Regions from separate parts of the Homo sapiens genome. Here region 1 is linked to region 2. A link is an interaction called in ENCODE POLR2A ChIA-PET data of the cell type or tissue named here. Cell type or tissue: MCF 10A. All regions are shown on one strand. Each heading gives the region's core, and the rest is flanking DNA. Links, peaks and the distances in the headings are about the cores only. Region 1 overlaps TMC7 (transmembrane channel like 7). Region 2 overlaps TMC7 (transmembrane channel like 7).

Region 1 (2,910 bases), core at 172-2,671, 57 kb before region 2:
ACCCTGTGGCCACACTGTCCCCTCCCTCCTGTCCCCCTGAAGTGCCTGGCTCATTTCTTTACTGTGCTCTTTGCCTCTTACTTTCATCCTTAAATAGGACCTCAGATAATGGGCTCCTCTCTCTATTATTCAAGTCTCAGCTAGGGTCCAGGCATAGTGGCTCATGCCTGTAATCCCAGCACTTTGGGGAACTGAGAGGGGACAATCACTTGAGCCCAGGAGTTCAAGACCAGCCTGGGCAACATAGGGAGACCTCATGTCTATAAAAAATTTAAAAATTAGCCAGGCATGGTGATGCACGCCTGTAGTCCCAGCTACTTGGGAGGCTAAGGTGGGAGGATGGCTTGAGACCAAGAGTTTGAGGCTGCTGTGAGCTATGACCACACAATCGCACTCCAGCCTGGGCGAGAGAGTGAGACCCCGTCCTGAATAAAAAAATAAAAAAAAATCACCTCCTCAAAGAAGCCTTCTACAGCCGCATCTGCAGTAACTGATAGCCCGCTTGTCACTCTACCTTGTTTTTATTGTCTTCATAGAAGCTATAATTAATCAGCATTTATCTTATTAACTACCCAGCAGCTTTGTCTCTTGTTCACCAAAGCGTCCCAGCACCCAGCATAGTACAAGGCACAGAGTAGGTACTTAATACACATCTTTTTTTATTTTTATTTTTAAGATGGAGTCTCACTCTGTCACCCAGGCTGGAGTGCAATAGCGCAATCTCAGCTCACTGCGACCTCCACCTCCTGAGTTCAAGGGATTCTCCTGCCTCAGCCTCCCAAGTAGCTGGGATTACAGGTGCCCACCACCACGCCCAACTACTTTTTGTATTTTTAGTAGAGACGGGGTTTCACCATGTTGGCCAGGCTGGTCTTGAACTCCTGAGCTCAAGTAATCTGCCTGCCTCGGCCTCCCAAAAGTGCTGGGATTACAGGCATGAGCCACCACATCCCCCTTAATACACATCTTGAAGGAATGGATGAATCAGTGAATTAATGAAGCTGGACGCGGCTGGGCCTCAAGGCAGAGTTTTGGGGAGGTGGTGGTGAGAGAAGGCTGCAGTAATTTCACTCCCTCCCAGGAAAACAGCACTTTCCTTGCAGTGTCCTGGGTAAATGTCCCCAGCCATGACCCTCTGGAGCTATGCTTCCTTACCAGGGATAGCTGCTCTCGGAGCTGGATGACCACCCGTTTGTGTGCTCCAGCTAAGGCAATGAAGTAAAACATGATGAGGCTGCAACACAAGACAGACAGGTCACAAGGGAGTCTGGATCATCTGAAGGCCAATAGAAAAATAACCCAACATATTTTTCCTTGGAACAGTTTTACTCTTGTTAGAAAAGAAGGCTGGGCATGATGGCTCATTTTATAATACCAGTGCTTTGCCCAGGCAGAAGGATCACTTAAGGCTGGGAGTTTGAGACCAGCCCAGGCAACATAGGGAGAGCCCCACCTCTAGAAAAATAAAATATGGCCGGGCGCAGTGGCTCACACCTGTAATCCCAGCACTTTGGGAGGCCGAGGCAGGCGGATCACCTGAGGTCAGGAATTTGAGACCAGCCTGACCAACATGGTGAAACCCCGTCTCTACTAAAAATACAAAAGTTAGCTGGGCGTGGTGGTGGACGCCTATAATCCCAGCTACTCAGGAGGCTGAGACAGGAGAATCCCTTGAACCCAAGAGGCAAAGGTTGCAGTGAGCTGAGATCGCATCACTGCACTCCAGCCTGGGCGGCAGAGCAAGCCTCCGTCTAAAAAAAAGGAAAAGAAAATGTAAAATTAGCCAGACATGGTGGCGTGAGCCTGTAGTCCCCAGCTACTCAGGAAGCTAAGGTGGGAGAATCTGAGCCCAGAAGTTCAAGGCTGCAGTGAGCTATGATCACATTACCATACTCCAGACTGGGCAACAGAGCCAGACCCTGTCTCCACAAAAAATAAAGAAAACCCTCATCTCTTCCAAGCAGAGGGTATAAGAAACAGCTACTGAAGTTTTTATTTGGCAGTGGCAGCAGAATCTGACTTATGCCTTGCTTTTTACTTTTAATATTAAAATTTGCAGATGTTCGCCTTGTACATACAGAATGACAGAAAGAGAGAGAATGACATGGTTGAGAAAGTCAGCTGAGCATGTAATTAACACGTGGATGATCACTGTGGAGGCTCTCTAGCCCATTTCCTCATTTGTAAAATAGGGAAAACATAATAAAACCCAGTGTTTGCAAGCTTGGGATAAAATTATTTTATTTATTTTATTTATTTATTTATTTTTGAGACGGAGTTTCACTCTCGTTGCCCAGGCTTGAGTGCAATGGCGCGATCTCAGCTCACTGCAACCTCTGCCTCTCGGGTTCAAGGAATTCTCCTGCCTCAGCCTCCTAAGTAGCTAGGATTACATGCCTGACTAATTTTATATATTTTTTAGTAGAGACGGTGTTTCACCATGTTGGTCAGGCTGCTCTCGAACTCCTGACCTCAAGTGATCCACCCGCCTCGGCCTCCCAAAGTGCTGGGATTACAGGCGTGAGCCACTATGCCTGGCTGATAATATCATTTTAATTAAAAGCAATCAAATCCAGGTGTAGTAGAAGGTGCCTGGTGCCTGGTGTCCCAGCTACTCAGGAGGCTAAGGAGGGAGGACCACTTAAGCTCAAGACCCACCTGGGCAACATAGCAAGACACTGTCTCCTAAAAAAAAAAAAAAATCAACTGCTGGCTTCTGTCTTCTGTGCAGCTCTAGATCTGAAATGGGGGTGGTTAAAGTTATTATATTTGGGGAGAGGGGCAAATGGAATGGAGGGCAAGCCCTCATAAAAACAGAAGGCAACCTCACTGAATGAAGGGAAGGTGGTTTCCTATCCAGTCTCCTCAGACAAGGCTGATGAAATGAGGGCCAAGTAACCAGGAGATCCT
Region 2 (2,910 bases), core at 232-2,731:
CCTCCCTCCCGGACGGGGCGGCTGGCCGGGCAGAGGGGCTCCTCACTTCCCAGTAGGGGCGGCCGTTGCCCTGGTATTTTTTATTTTTTTTGAGATAGGGTCTTGCTCTATTGCCCAGGCTGGAGTGTAACCTGAATTCCTGGGCTCAAGCGATCCTCCCACCTCAGCCTCCCAAATAGCTGGGACTACAGATGCACACCACTACACCTGGATAATTTTTTTCTTTTTCAGTTTTTAGTAGAGACGGGGTCTTGCTTTGTTGCCTAGGCTGGTCTCAAACTCCTGGGCTCAAGTGATCCTCCCGCCTTAGCCTCCCAAAGGGCTGGGATTACAGGCATAAGCCACCACCCTTGGCCTGCTCTGGCTTTCCAACAGGGAAACTGAGGCCCAGGCATGGTGACTTGCCCAAGACTTGAGTGTCAAGACAGACTCCTGGTTTTACCACAGGTCATTTCACCACTTAGAGCCTTGATGTCCTTCTCATCCTTAAAGAATAAGATCATCTCATTACAGTTATTGTCAGACATTCTACTGAATTGGTCCAGCCAAGAGCCTTGCTGTTGGGATGGCCACTGTAGTCCTGTGGTCAGCGTGGGCTGCTGTTGACCATCTGCACAGGAGCAGGTAGCATATTTCAGATATTGGGGTGCCTCTAAGAATGCCTAGAACTTCTTGGTCACTGGGGCCAGATTTCAGCAATTAGGAGATTATTACTTAGGTAGGAGGATGACTGGGTAATTCCAGGAGACATGAGGGAGCAGGGCCAGGCATAGCCAATTTTTCTGCCATATACTATTCTTCCAGGTTAAGGACAAAGTCTCTCTGAGGCTTAAAAGCGGTGTCTTGCTCACAGAAGGCCCTCCATCCGGGCTGGGCACTGTGGCTCACGCCTGTAATCCCAGCACTTTGGGAGGCCAAGGCGGGTGGATTACCTGAGGTCAGGAGTTCAAGACCAGACTGACCAACATGGTGAAACCCTGTCTCTACTAAAAAAATACAAAATTAGCCGGGCGTGGTGATGCATGCCTGTAATCCCACTACTTGGGAGGCTGAGGCAGGAGAATCACTTGAACCCAGGAGGCGGGGGTTGCAGTGAGCCGAGATCACTCCATCACACTTCAGTCTGGACAACAACAGCAAAACTCCATCTTAAAAAAAAAAAAAAAAAAAGCGGCCCTCCATCTGAAGAATGAATGAATGAATGAATGAGCAGTGGCAGAGGCAGGTACATCTGGTGAGCATCCTGAGGTCCTTTCTTGGCAACTTTTCCCACAGGACACCACATCCTACCAACAGGCATGAACCTCCCAGGATGTGGGCACCAGCCAAGTATGATCTAAATGGCACTAAAACCACCACCAGCTTCCCCCGCGTTCTAGCCAAGAAACTTGCCCAACCGTATTTGGTGCTGAGTTCACAGCAGGGGTTTGTTTCCCACACAAAGTATCATGGAAACTCTGGGTAAAAAGGGACCTTGTAGGTCACTGGATCCAGGCCTCTCACCAGCTGCTATGGGAATTAGTTCTGTTTGACAACTTGCGTGGATCCTCTCTCTGGGCCAGACTCCAGACTGGAGGTTGGGACTCTGGAGAAGATGAAGACTTGCTCTGTGCTTTGATGAGCTTTTGCTCACTCCTTCAAACACCACATAGCTCCTAAGTACCCACTCCACCGCACTCACTCACCCCTGTTACTACTCCATCCTTTTTGTGTTGTTTGTTTAAGACAAGGTTTTGCTCTGTTGCCCAGGCTGGAGTGCAGTGGTACCATCATAGCTCACTGCAGCCTTGATCTCCCAGGCTCAGGCAATACTCCTCGCCTCAGGCTCCTGAGTAGCTGGGACCACAGGTGTGCACCACTACACCCAGTTAATATGCATATATTTTAATAGAGATGAGGTCTCGTTATGTTGCCCAGGCTAGTCTCGAACTTCTGGGCTCAAGTGATCCTCCCACCTCAGCCTCCCAAAGTGCTGGGACTATAGGTGTGAACCACCACACTCAGCCTACTCTGTCCTTTTTAATTTTTTACTTGTGTGTTGTCTCTGACTCTATAACTTCTATGAAGGCAGGGACCTTATCTCTTTCTGTCACTGCTGAATTACCAGGGTCTAGCACAGAGCCTGGTACAGGACAGATGCTTAATAAATACCTTCTAAGTTGAATGAATGAATAATTCAGGAATGAATGAATTTGATGCTGAGGATACAAGATAGGTTAGATCACCCACCACGCCAACCAAAGTACTTTACATACCAGGAAAGAAAGGGTGTCAAAAAAATGAGTAAAAGATTTTAGGAATTTAACCCTTGAATATTATTCTTCTCTATATGAATGATGTATTTTTTTCACAATACAAAACATTTTGTTGTTTTGTTTGGTGTTTTATTTTTGAGACAGGATCTCACTCTGTCACCCACACTAGAGTGCAGTGGTGCCATTTCCACTCACTCTGCCTCCCAGGCTCAAGCAATCCTCTGGCCTCAGCCTCCCAAGTAGCTGGGACTACAGGTGTGTGCCACCACACCCAGTTAATTTTTTGTATTTTTAGTAGAGATGGGGTTTTACCATATTGCCCAGACTGGTCTCAAACTCCTGGACCCAAGCAATGCACCTGCTTCCACCTCCCAAAGTATTGAAATTACAGGGGTGAGCCACCGTACCTGGAACAAAAATAATTTACAGGGTAAAAAAAGCTGGCAAAAAATATTGACTGGGATGTTGACCATATATCACATTCTTCCTATTTCAGGTACTCTACACAAACCAGCCCTATTAGAAATGTGCTTTGCTTTTTCTTCTCATGAAATGATAAAATGTCATGCATGCACACACAATTTGATATTACCGATAAGTCGATGTAGATATCAATCTCAGAACATTATGGACTTCTTTTCACTTGAATTGTTTT

What was found. ChIA-PET counts read pairs that join two places held together with the same protein. Peaks named below come from ENCODE experiments on the same cell type or tissue, not always from the same donor. Only the 100,000 strongest peaks of a DNase experiment are listed, where the experiment ranks them.
Region 1: POLR2A ChIA-PET joins it to region 2 with 5 read pairs; 9 of 35 experiments call an interaction of 5 or more read pairs at or near these places.

Annotation. Positions count from the first base shown.
Region 1 is chr16:19,057,740-19,060,649 of GRCh38, reverse strand. TMC7 (transmembrane channel like 7) reads right to left here. Exons shown (of 16, transcript NM_024847.4): 15 at 1,156-1,234. Among named protein-coding and RNA genes, the nearest start is that of COQ7, 8.4 kb to the left of the region's middle. In MCF 10A, for the core only: no CTCF peak of the experiment used is centred there; no DNase peak of the experiment used is centred there.
Region 2 is chr16:19,000,495-19,003,404 of GRCh38, reverse strand. All of the region lies in intron 1 of TMC7 (transmembrane channel like 7), which reads right to left. Among named protein-coding and RNA genes, the nearest start is that of TMC7, 18 kb to the right of the region's middle. In MCF 10A, for the core only: no CTCF peak of the experiment used is centred there; a DNase peak (open chromatin) is centred at 1,374.